Linked DNA regions of Homo sapiens: region 2 is linked to region 1. Evidence: chromatin loops called from intact Hi-C (ENCODE). Cell type or tissue: HepG2. All regions are shown on one strand. Each heading gives the region's core, and the rest is flanking DNA. Links, peaks and the distances in the headings are about the cores only.

What was found. A loop is a pair of places that touch in the nucleus more often than their neighbours do. Peaks named below come from ENCODE experiments on the same cell type or tissue, not always from the same donor. Only the 100,000 strongest peaks of a DNase experiment are listed, where the experiment ranks them.
Region 2: it touches region 1 in a loop (4-fold over the local background); 2 of 110 quality-filtered maps call a loop at or near these places.

The regions. Positions count from the first base shown.
Region 1 is chr11:93,529,190-93,531,998 of GRCh38, reverse strand. The region is part of intron 1 of SMCO4 (single-pass membrane protein with coiled-coil domains 4); the gene reads left to right. Among named protein-coding and RNA genes, the nearest start is that of SMCO4, 13 kb to the left of the region's middle. In HepG2, for the core only: no CTCF peak of the experiment used is centred there; DNase peaks (open chromatin) are centred at 768, 1,628 and 1,978; H3K4me3 peaks cover 1,180 bases.
Region 2 is chr11:93,443,219-93,446,027 of GRCh38, reverse strand. No RefSeq gene overlaps it. Among named protein-coding and RNA genes, the nearest start is that of SMCO4, 99 kb to the left of the region's middle. RefSeq lists an enhancer at 1,072-1,644. In HepG2, for the core only: no CTCF peak of the experiment used is centred there; a DNase peak (open chromatin) is centred at 1,287.

The DNA.
Region 1 (2,809 bases), core at 201-2,700:
TGTAAGATGAACATTGATTTGGTCCAGAAAGGTGGGACAACTCGAAATGGGGCAGGGGCTTCCAGCTTATAGGTAGATAAGAGACAAATGGTTGCATTCTTCTGAGTTTCTGATTAGCCTCTCCAAAGGAAGCAAGCAGATATGCATTTATCTCAGGGAGCAGAGGGGCGACTTTGAAAAGAAAGGGAGGCAGGTTTGCCTAAGCAGTTCCCAGCTTGACTTTTCCCTTTAGCTTAGTGATTTGGGGGCCCCAAGATTTATTTTCCTTTCACAACTGCCTTTTTTTAAAACTGTGGCAAAAAACCCCATAAAATTTACCATCTTAACCATTTTTAAGTGTACAATATATTAATTAGTGTTACCTGTCTGCACATTACTATGCATCAGTATGACCTCATTGTGTTAGAGTTCTGCAGAGAAACAGAACCAATAGGGTTATGTGTATGTATATAAAGAGATTCATTATAAGGTGTTGGCTCACATGTTTATGAAGGTTAAGAAGTCCTAAGAGCTGCAGTCAGCAAGTTTGAGACCCCAGAGAGCCAATGGTGTAAGTTCCAATCCAAGTACTGAGGCCTTGAGACCCAGGAGAGCCAATGGTGTCAGTTCCAATCCAGGTACTGAGACCTTGAGTTCCAGAAGAGCCAATGGTGTAAGTTCTAGTCCAAAAGCCAGCAGGCTTGAGACCCAGGAAGAGCCAGTTTCTCAGTTCAGGTCAGTCCAAAGGCAGAAAAGACCAATGTCCCAGCTCAAGCTTACATACACTGCAAGAGGAATTCCCTCTTACTCAGGCTGTTTGTTCTGTTCAGATCTTCATTTGATTAGATGAAGTCCACCCAGATGAGGGAAGGCATTCTGCTTTATTCAGTCTACCCATTCAAATGTTAATTGTATCCAGAAAACATCCTCACAGACATACAAGGAATAATCTTTGGCCAAAAGTCTGGGCACCCATGGCCCAGTCAAGTTGACACATGAAATTAACCATCACACTCATCTTAAAATATTATATCTGCAAAGACCCTATTTCTAAATAAGCTCATATTCTGAGGTTCCAGGTGGACATGAGTTTTTTGGGACTCTGTTCTGTCCAGGTGGTATGTGAGATATTGGTGACTGCTGAAAAAGTGGAAGAGTCCCGCAGCAGAGGGGAAGGTGAGGTGGTCAAGGAGGGCTTTGCTGAGAAGGAATGTGTGCACTTGGGGCTGGAGAAGGGGGAGAGAGGGAGGAGCTGCTGTGTGGAGGAAGAGGATTCTGTGTGAAGGGGACAGCACAGGCAGAGGCCCTGAAGTGTAGGGACAGTACAATTTGAGTCCATTGTGTCAGGGGAGGAAAGGGAGAGGTTGGGAGTAAAGAAGAGGATGAGGATCAAGAGGTCCTTCTTTGCGTGGACTGTGGCCTTTGTTCTAGTAAGATGGGAGCCACTGTTGTGCCTGTGAGCATGAATGAAAGCAGGTAGTGTGGGCCAGCTCATTGAGGACTTTTCTAAGTTCAGATGGATGTAGCTGAGCTGTGTGTGTGCCTAGATATTTTGCAGCAGCTGTTTCTAGGCAGGTTTTTAAAAAATGTTAGTGCTGTACTGACCCTTGATCCACCACCCTTTCCTTTCTGTATGCTTTTCACCTACCCACCCACCCACACATAAACCACAAACACGAAGAAGAGAGAGCAAACAGACAAGGCTGTGGTGGCAGGAATTGCTAGGAAACTGTGTGCTTAGCTGCCCTGCTGTGAGCTGCAGGGCCTCACACGTGTGAACTGGTGGGCTCTTCCCCCCACGACCCCTTCAGCCTTGGGCCTGCCTGGTGAACGCCATGCCTGCCATTCAGGTGGTCTTTAACCTGGGTAGATTTAGAAAATGCCAAGGTCAGTGTGCAAGCTATGTGGATTCTTCTGGGCTTCCAGGATTCTTCTGTGTATAAAATCACTATGCTGTGAAAAGAGTTGAGTCAGCTCTCCTGGTCAGCAGGCCACATTTGGCCTTGAAAATGTGGGACAGGGAGGAACATCCAAGAGGACCTTTGGAGACAGTGAGTAGATGGCTGTGTGGTCTTGGTACGTGGGCCCAGGGCCCTCTGCTGCCAGCCTTGTTACTGGCCTACAAAGTGTTCACACATTGTTGTTCTTATTTGTCATAAAAACACTTCAGCCTGCAATCTGAGTATTGGTCATTAAAAAGAAGAAGGAACTCCAGGCGGAGGCTGGCCCTCAGCGGGCCTGGCCTGCTGGTCTGTGGCCTGTGTCGTCGGTTCAGTTTGCCCAGTTACTGGGGGAATCACTACTTCAGATTCCTTGGCCTTGGAGTTAAAGGGAAATATCCTTATTTGGTTGACATTTAATTTCCTTTTTGCCTCCAAAGGAAGGGGCCTGGCCCTTGTGTAATGAGGGCTCGGGGGAAGTGGGCTATATGGGGGCCTGATTTCAGACTCTCTCTGGGCTGTGCGGGGGCCTGATTTCAGACTCTCCTGCCTCCACTTACCAAGATAGTGCCAGAAGCAGCCTGCTTGGGGAGGTTATCTGGGAGGCCGATGTCATTGTGACCCCTCTGGGGAGCATCGCTTTAGAAGATAATTATGTGTAAGTGGAGATGAAAATAGAATTCTCCAGTGCCAGGAGCAGCTGCTCTTCCGTAGTGTTTCAGGAGTTGCCTTTGGGGCCCCTCCTTCCTCCCAAACAAAACACACCCATCCAAAATGAAAGTTGTGAAGATGATTCCTAGCTAGAAAAGTGAGTGTTACAAATGTGTTTTGTGAGTGTGTAATTCCAGAAGTTATTTTTAGGGTGTTCTTTCCTTAGCACATCAAAAGAG
Region 2 (2,809 bases), core at 267-2,766, 86 kb after region 1:
AAGGTATCATAATTCTATTATTTTTCCACATGGAGATTTTGTGAGTACACTAATGGCTTTGGACCTTCTGATGTTTTGTCATCAAACCTGGCTTCTGTGGATGCAACTTTGTTCACCATCTGCTTGTTTACAAGAAGTGATACTGGGAAGTAATAAGAGCTAGAGCCAGGAATCAGAAGACCAGGGGTTTCCTTTCTGATTCTCCCATTTACCATGATTCTGAGTAAGTTTCTTAACAGCTCTGATTCCCAGGGACAAGGATATCAGGCTTGGTGACCTCACAGGCTCATTTCGAGTTTAAATGAATAATCCTATGGGAAGGTGTTGTGGACAGAATGTGTGTGCCCACCTAAAATTTATAGAGTCATGCACTGCATAATAATATTTCAATGGACCTAATGTATGATGGTGTTCCCATATTATAATTCCATATTTTGCTCTACCTTTTCTATATTTAGATACACAAATACTTACCATTGTGTTAAAATTACCTACAGCATTCAGTACAGTAACACACTGTACAAGTTTGTAGCCTAGGAGCAATAGGCTATGCCATATAGCCTAGGTGTGTAGTAGTTGTGCCATCTAGGTTTGTATAAGTCCACTCTATGATGTTTGCACAATGTAATTGCCTAACAAGACATTTCTCAGAATATATCCCTGTCATTAAGTGATACATGACTGTATTGAAATTTTAACCTCCATTGTGATGGTATTAGGAAATTGGGCCTTTAGGAGGTAATTACATCATGAGGGTAGACACCTTCATCAATGGGATTACAGCCTTATAAAGAAGAAACGAGAAGTTGCTTCCAAGATGGCCAAACAGTAACAGCTCCGGTCTGCAGCACCCAGCGAGATCGATGAAGACTGGTGATTTCTGCATTTACAACTGAGGTACCTGGTTCATCTCATTGAGACTGGTTGGACAGGAGGTGCAGCTCACGGAGGGCAAGCTGAAGCAGGGCGGGGTGTTGCCTCACCTGGGAAGCGCAAGGGGTCAGGGGATTTCCCTTTCCTAATCAAGGGAAGCTGTGAGGGACTGTACCTGGAAGAACAGTAAACTCCTGCCCAGTAAACTCCTGCCCAAATACTGCGCTTTCCCACAGTCTTCACAACCCGCAGACCAAGAAATTCCCTCCCCTGCCTGGCTTGGCAGCTCCCACGCCCACAGAGCATTGCTCACTGCTAGCGCAGCAGTCTGAGGTAGACCTGTGATGCTGCAGCTTGGTGGGGGGAGGGGCGTCCACCATTGATGAGGCTTGAGTAGGTGGTTTTATGCTCACAGTGTAAACAAAGAGGCTGGGAAGCTTAAACTGGGCGGAGCCCACCACAGCTCAGCAAGGCCTACTGCCTCTCTAGATTCCACATCTAGGGGCAGGACATATCAGAACAAAAGGCAGCTGACAGCCTCGGCTGACCTAAACGTCCCTGTCTGACAGCTCTGAAGAGAGCAGTGGTTCTCTCAGTATGGTGTTCGATCTCTGAAAACGGACAGACTGCCTCCTCAAGTGGGTCCCTGACCCCTGTGTAGCCTGACTGGGGGACACCTCCCACTTGGGGCCGACAGACACCTCATACAGGCAGGTGCCCCTCTGGGATGAAGCTTCTAGGGGAAGGATCAGGCAGCAATATTTGCTGTTCTGCACCCTCCACTGGTGATACCCAGGCAAACAGGGTCTGGAGTGGACCTCCAGCAAAATCCAACAGACCTGCAGCTGAGGGGCTCGACTGTTAGAAGGAAAACTAACAAACAGAAAGGAATAGCATCAACATCAACAAAAAGCACATCCACACCAAAACCCCATCTGTAGGTCACCAACATCAAGGACCAAAGGTAGATAAAACCACGAAGATGGGGAGAAATCAGAGCAGAAAAGCTGAAAATTCCAAAAACTGGAGCACCTCTTTTCCTCCAAAGGATTGCAGCTCCTCGCCAGCAAAGGAACAAAACTGGACAGAGAATGAGTTTGACAAGTTGACAGAAGTAGGCTTCAGAAGGTCGGTAATAACAAACTTCTCCAAGCTAAAGGAGCATGTTCTAACCCACTGCAAGGAAGTTAAAAACCTTGAAAAAAGGTTAGACAAATGGCTAACTAGAATAAACAGTGTAGAGAAGAACTTAAATGACCTGATGGAGGTGAAAACCACAGCATGAGAACTTCGTGATGCATGCACAAGCTTTAACAGCCGACTCGATCAAGTGGAAGAAAGGATATCAGTGATCAAAGGTCAAATTAATGAAATAAAGCGAGAAGACAGGATTAGAGAAAAAAGAGTGAAAAGAAACGAACAAAGCCTCCAGGAAATATGGGACTATGTGAAAAGACCAAATCTACATTTGATTGGTGTTCCTGAAAGTAACAGGGAGAATGGATCCAAGTTAGAAAACATTCTTCAGGATATTATCCAGGAGAACTTCCCCAATCTAGCAAGGCAGGCCAACATTCAAATTCAGGAAATACAGAGAACACCACAAAGATGCTCCTCAAGAAGAGCAACCCCAGGACACATAATTGTCAGATTCACCAAGGCTGAAATGAAGGAAAAAATGCTAAGGGCAGCCAGAGAGAAAGGTCGGGTTACCCACAAAGGGAAGCCCATAAGACTAACAGCGGATCTCTCAGCAGAAACCCTGCAAGCCAGAAGAAAGTGGGGGCCAATATTCAACATTCTTATAGAAAAGACTTTTCAAACCCAAAATTTCATATCCAGCCAAACTAAGCTTCATAAGTGAAAGAGAAATAAAATCCTTTACAGACAAGCAAATGCTGAGAGATTTTGTCACCACCAGGCTTGCCTTACAAGA